2 separate regions of the Homo sapiens genome follow, and region 2 is linked to region 1. Evidence: chromatin loops called from intact Hi-C (ENCODE). Cell type or tissue: heart left ventricle. All regions are shown on one strand.

Region 1 (2,500 bases):
CCACGTACAAAGCCAACGGCCCCATTTGCGACTTTGCTAACTTAGTTGGCTTCCGCCCAGCCGAACCCCGAAGCACAGTCACTGAAAACGTTTTGATACCAGAAAATCATTTCCACGACAGTGCAAGTGTTCGAAAGCACAAAGGCAGACTGTCTACCCGCGACAGTTCGCAAGTTGCGGTGGCGGGGCGGCTGTGCGGAGCGCGCGTGCAGGTAAGGGATTCCTGCACCCAGGTCTGCTTTCCTCTTCCTGGATGTTTTGGGGCTCGACCTCACTTTTAACGCGAATTCACCATTACGCGCCCCCCACCCCGTTCTTTTTCCAGGAGGCGCGGACTGTTTTCCAGCCAGGTCCCTCTTGGGGGCGGGAGAGGAAGCACACTTCACATTCAATAAAGAAGGGTGGCGGGAGTGGGTAGGGGGGCGGCGGCAGTTGGGGGGGCGGAGGAGGAAAGAGGTCAGAAAGGAGCCAAACTGAATCCCTCCCGCCCACCTCTGCGCCCCGAGCGCTGGTTCAGACGGCGGAGGCCAGAGGCGGCCGGGAAACTGTCCCTTTAAGGGAACCTAGGCCGCCAGGAGGGGAGGGAAGGATGCGGGCTCCTGACTTGGCGCTGACCGCAGCGCCGGGAAGAGGCGAGCGCAGCAAAGCCACAGCCATTACCTGCAGCGCTCGCATCCTTCCCCCGTCCCAGCGCCGCCCCCACCCCCTCCCCGCCTCCCAAGGAGACTTCTAATCCGGAGCATGTGCTGTGCCCTTTATCCGGGGAGGAGGTGGGGAGGAAGAGGAATAAGAGCTTTTTAAAAATAAATGAAACGTTTGCATCCAAAAGGGGGAGGAGGGCTGGAGATGGGAGGGAGTGGGAGGGGGCTTTAAAGGCGCCTGGGTGGGCGGAGGCGGCGAATCTGGACCAGCCCGGCCGGCGACGAAGAGCGCCGGGCACCGGCCGCGGCCCACAAAGGGGAGCGGCGTGGTCCGGCCCGGGCAAAAGGGGGAAGGAAAAACCGCCCCGGGCCCCAGTCCGCTCGGCCGCCACAATGGCGTCTTTCACGGGGCGTCCGGGGGCGCCGCCGAGGCTGCCTGCGAGAAGGGGGCGGCGGGGCCCCTACCCCCGGCAGGAGCGCAGCCCCGGGCGCCGCCGCCCCCTGCGCGCCCCGCAGAGATGTGCGCTTGGCTCTGGGCGCCCCCGCGGCGCTGGGCGCTCTCGGCGGGGCCGGTTTGCGGGCGCGGAGCTTTGCGCCGGGGAAGAAAGGGACGCGCGGGGCTCGGGGGAGGAGGGAGGGGCTCGGGGAGGGCGGGGGAGAGCCGCGGCGGAGCGGCCGCGGGGAGGCTGGCGCGCGGAGCGGCGGGCGGGCGGCTCTGGCACGGGCTCCCAGAGCCACGGCGGCTCCTCTCCGAGATCCGGAACCCGGCCCAGAGATCCGGAAACCCGGCCCCCGGCCGCGGCCCCTGCTGGCCGCACCCGCTCCTCCTGCCCGCTCTGCTCCGCCCTGCTCTCGCCAGCTCCCACTGGAGGAAGAAAGCCGAGAACCGGGAGCGGCAGCCCCGGAGGAGGCGGCGGCCCCTGCCCCGCCGCGGGTCCAAGCGGATTCCTAGTCGCCCGCCGCGGCGGGCGGCGTGTGTGCGAGTGTGCCGCGCTCTCGCCCCATGCCTGGCACATGCGTAAAAGCGAGTTGCGCCCAAAGTCCCAGCCATACCCTCCTTAGCAAATAATAACAAACCCAAACCGTCAGATCTTACCTGAAACATTGAAGCACAAAGTCTCTCTCCAAGTCCCCTTTTCCTTTTCCTCTCCCCCCTTTTCCGATTTCTCTCCCAGCGATCTGCTCGGCTCGCCACACCAGAGAGAAATGCAATAGCTTGGCTAAGGTAGACAGAACAAAATACAGAGAAGAGTTGCTCCAGGGCTTTGAAACCCCTCAAGGCAAGGATCAGGATACAATTAGCTCATGCCTCTACCTCTAGTCTAAATCAATCTCCAAAATAAAACTTAAATCAAATTAACCGATCACAGGGCAAACAATTGATCTCCTTCAAAAATAAAGCTCTACATATACGTATAGAGAAATATACACATAGGAAATTTTTTTCCAGATTTTTTTTTGGTGGAAAAACAGTCTCATTCCAGCCTCTAACTTGCTTTTTACCCTCCTCTTGCACAGAAAAGCTGATTTTAATCGTTGTGATTAGTTTTGATGTAACGTTTCCGCGGGCGATTTCTGCAAATGGATGGAGTGTTTCTTTGCCAAAAGAGGGAAAAGCAGCAGATGATGATAATTATAAGGATTGTTGGTTGTTTCTTTTTATTTGTGTCTAGGGCTCTCTCTTCACTTTCTCAAGTTGACCTGACATTGCTGTTACACTAAGGTCGCACAACTTGTTGAGGATCATCGCCCTGTCTGATAAAAGGATAGGTGATAATTTGGCAATAGAGCAGCACATTTTTGGTTCCTTTGGCGACATAACGTCCCAAATGACGTGGATAAAAATAAGCACATGCAGT
Region 2 (2,500 bases), 200 kb before region 1:
TTTGTAGAGGCTCAATTTGCATTCATTCATTCATTCATTCATTCAGTGAAGATAAAAGGAGCTGAGTAGATTAGGGCTGGTCAGGCCTCTTCTAAGTGCTTTACATGATTTAAATCCTGTAACCCTCGTCAATGCCCAGTGAATTAGGAACCACTATTATTCCCATTTTGCAGATGAGAAAACTGAGATGTGAAAGGATTCACCCAAGACTTGTTTCTTTTAGTAGAAAAAATGTCTTTGGGTATTTCAAGTTTGATTGTGTCGGTGAGAACCCAATTTCTATCCTCTTGGATGGAACGCATATATTGACCAAGGGGAGGCATAAGCTTGCCAATGGGCACCCTTCATCAGAAGCTCCCGGTCACCTTTGGTGGCCACAGGAGGGTGTGGGACAGAGATATGAGGCTAGAGACAGGCAGGGATGGGCACCTGGAGGGCAGGCATGTGGCTTTTACTTGAACCTAGGTGTTGATTTGTGATGGTTTGGGGGAGGCTGGTGGACAGCTGGAAGGCTAGTGTACTGCCCTGTGCCACCTGATGGAGCTGCCATCATAGAGTCAGAGACATAAACAACTTTAGGCCTCGACTCCTGCAAGATGTGCAATAAAGAAAACCTGTCCATTTCTGCATTTCTGAAAGCAAGAACACCTGGTCTTTTGGCATGGTTTCCTTTCCTCCAGCCTTAAAATAATCTGTTGAATTGAAACAGAAACCTAACAAAACAGGTATTAAAACACACACATAAGCCACTGAATGGGAAGACAAAAGAGAATGAGGGGGAGGCAGCAACTCAGGAACAATGTTAACAAGCAGGTCAATGTTATGGCTAAACGTAGCTATGGCCACAATCATTTCTGGGTGTAAGATAAGTGGATACTTGTCTAGACATGTTGACTGAGAACATTTTAATCAGCTGACACAGGCATTTGTGCCTTCCGTCCATGGGCAAGAGCTGGCAGGGGATGCCCAGTGCCTGCATGACAGCCAATGTTGCAAACATGTGGTCCGAGTGCCTCAAAGAGGCCCCTGATGTCCAGATGGGCTAGAGTATGAGAAGCACAAGATGACCATGGGATAAATATTTTTATTTTGCACTTTGCTCTTTCTCTTGCAAATCAAGCAATAGCAGCAGCAGCTGTAGCGGCATTATTCAACGCTTCCAGAGAAAACAGCATGGAGAGATGACAGTACTTGGGGGTCTTTAGCTGGGTAATCCACTTTCCATATAAAGAAACTCAGATCAGGTAGAAGATGCTGATGACGACACTCATCTCAGTGGAATGGGCTGCTGCTTTATTCTGTCCTTTTCCTGGCAACCCCCTTACCACAGGAGTCTTGGTTCCCTGCAGGAAAGGAGCCCACTGCTCTGAAAATCTTCCTTGCACATGTTCTACCTGCTTAGCCTCCTGACCCAGAGGAGATACTGTTTTGCTTTAAGGAGCTGAAAACTAGGCTGAGGTGTGGCCACTCTTAAGACAGGGCAGAACCGGGGCCCTTAGCCCAGCCTGAGGGGTAGGAGTGGGGAAGCCTCTGCAGGTTCCTCCTGGTTCTACCTGGGATCCCCACTCTGGGGCTTTGTCATCTTGGCATCACGCCAACTGTAAGATACTGACCTAAACACTTATTTACCAAGGAGATTTTAAACAGCAATGAGAGTTACACAAGCAAGAGAAGCGAGAACTTATGCTATTGCTTTTTATTTTCTTGTGAGATTTAATTACAAAACTTAGCACAAGGAAGGATCTAGACTCCAGTGAAAATATCTTATCGGCTGGGCGTGGTGGTTCACGCCTGTAATCCCAGCACTTTGGGAGGCCGAGGCAGGTGGATTATCTGAGGTCAGGAGTCTTGAGACCAGCCTGGCCAACATGACGAAACCCCGTCTCTACTAAAAATACAAAAAATTAGCCGGGCATGGTGGCGGACAAAGCCCTGATCTCCCAATGTGTCCAAAGTGAATGAAGCTAACAGGAAGGACTTGGGGTTAGAAGTCCTCCCCATGCTGACCCTGAGTTCTCACCATCTTTTCTTCCTTCTAGGTTCACAAGCCACTTGTTTAATAATCCACTCTGAGGTCTGGCCCTGGATGGGCAGTGAGGCTCACAACATAATGTTGCTCCAATTCATTGTTACCCACTCTTGGAAAAGTCGAGAAACACTGGCCCTTTTCAGATTTTTGGCCCTGCTCAGTGACCACTCTGGGATCCTGCTAGGGTTTATTAAAGTGAGAGTCAGAAGCGCTCCTATGAAGGTCATCTTGCCCCTGGGCTAGAGTCTCATGGGCCTAGCGCTGAACTGCTTTAAGCCACCAGGTGTTCTTTTACTCTCTCTTGATCATCCTGGCTCCATTTTTTCCTTTACTATGCTGTTCTATCTAGTCTCCAGAGTAGAGCCACTGCTATGTCACGGGGAGCAGATGACAGAGAACAGCTGAGCACTCATGCTTCTCTCTGGTGACTGCTCATCATGCTGCCTTGCCTCTAAGCACTGGCTGGCCAGA

What was found. Hi-C counts contacts between places; a loop is a spot of excess contacts. Peaks named below come from ENCODE experiments on the same cell type or tissue, not always from the same donor. Only the 100,000 strongest peaks of a DNase experiment are listed, where the experiment ranks them.
Region 2: a loop joins it to region 1, with 4 times the contacts of the local background. A loop is called at or near these places in 9 of 110 quality-filtered maps.

What each region holds. Positions count from the first base shown.
Region 1 is chr18:26,655,623-26,658,122 of GRCh38, forward strand. It overlaps LOC102725227 (a long non-coding RNA gene), which reads left to right and starts at 109. Exons shown (of 3, transcript XR_935311.4): 1 at 109-212. It also overlaps a transcript of KCTD1 not described here. RefSeq lists silencers at 1,305-1,544, 1,555-1,744. In heart left ventricle, CTCF peaks have their summits at 377, 583 and 1,470 (motif pointing left); DNase peaks (open chromatin) are centred at 599, 979 and 1,439; H3K4me3 peaks cover 2,500 bases; H3K27ac peaks cover 1,626 bases.
Region 2 is chr18:26,460,065-26,462,564 of GRCh38, forward strand. The region is part of intron 3 of KCTD1 (potassium channel tetramerization domain containing 1); the gene reads right to left. Among named protein-coding and RNA genes, the nearest start is that of LINC01543, 38 kb to the left of the region's middle. RefSeq lists enhancers at 475-774, 865-1,014. In heart left ventricle, no CTCF peak of the experiment used is centred here; a DNase peak (open chromatin) is centred at 977.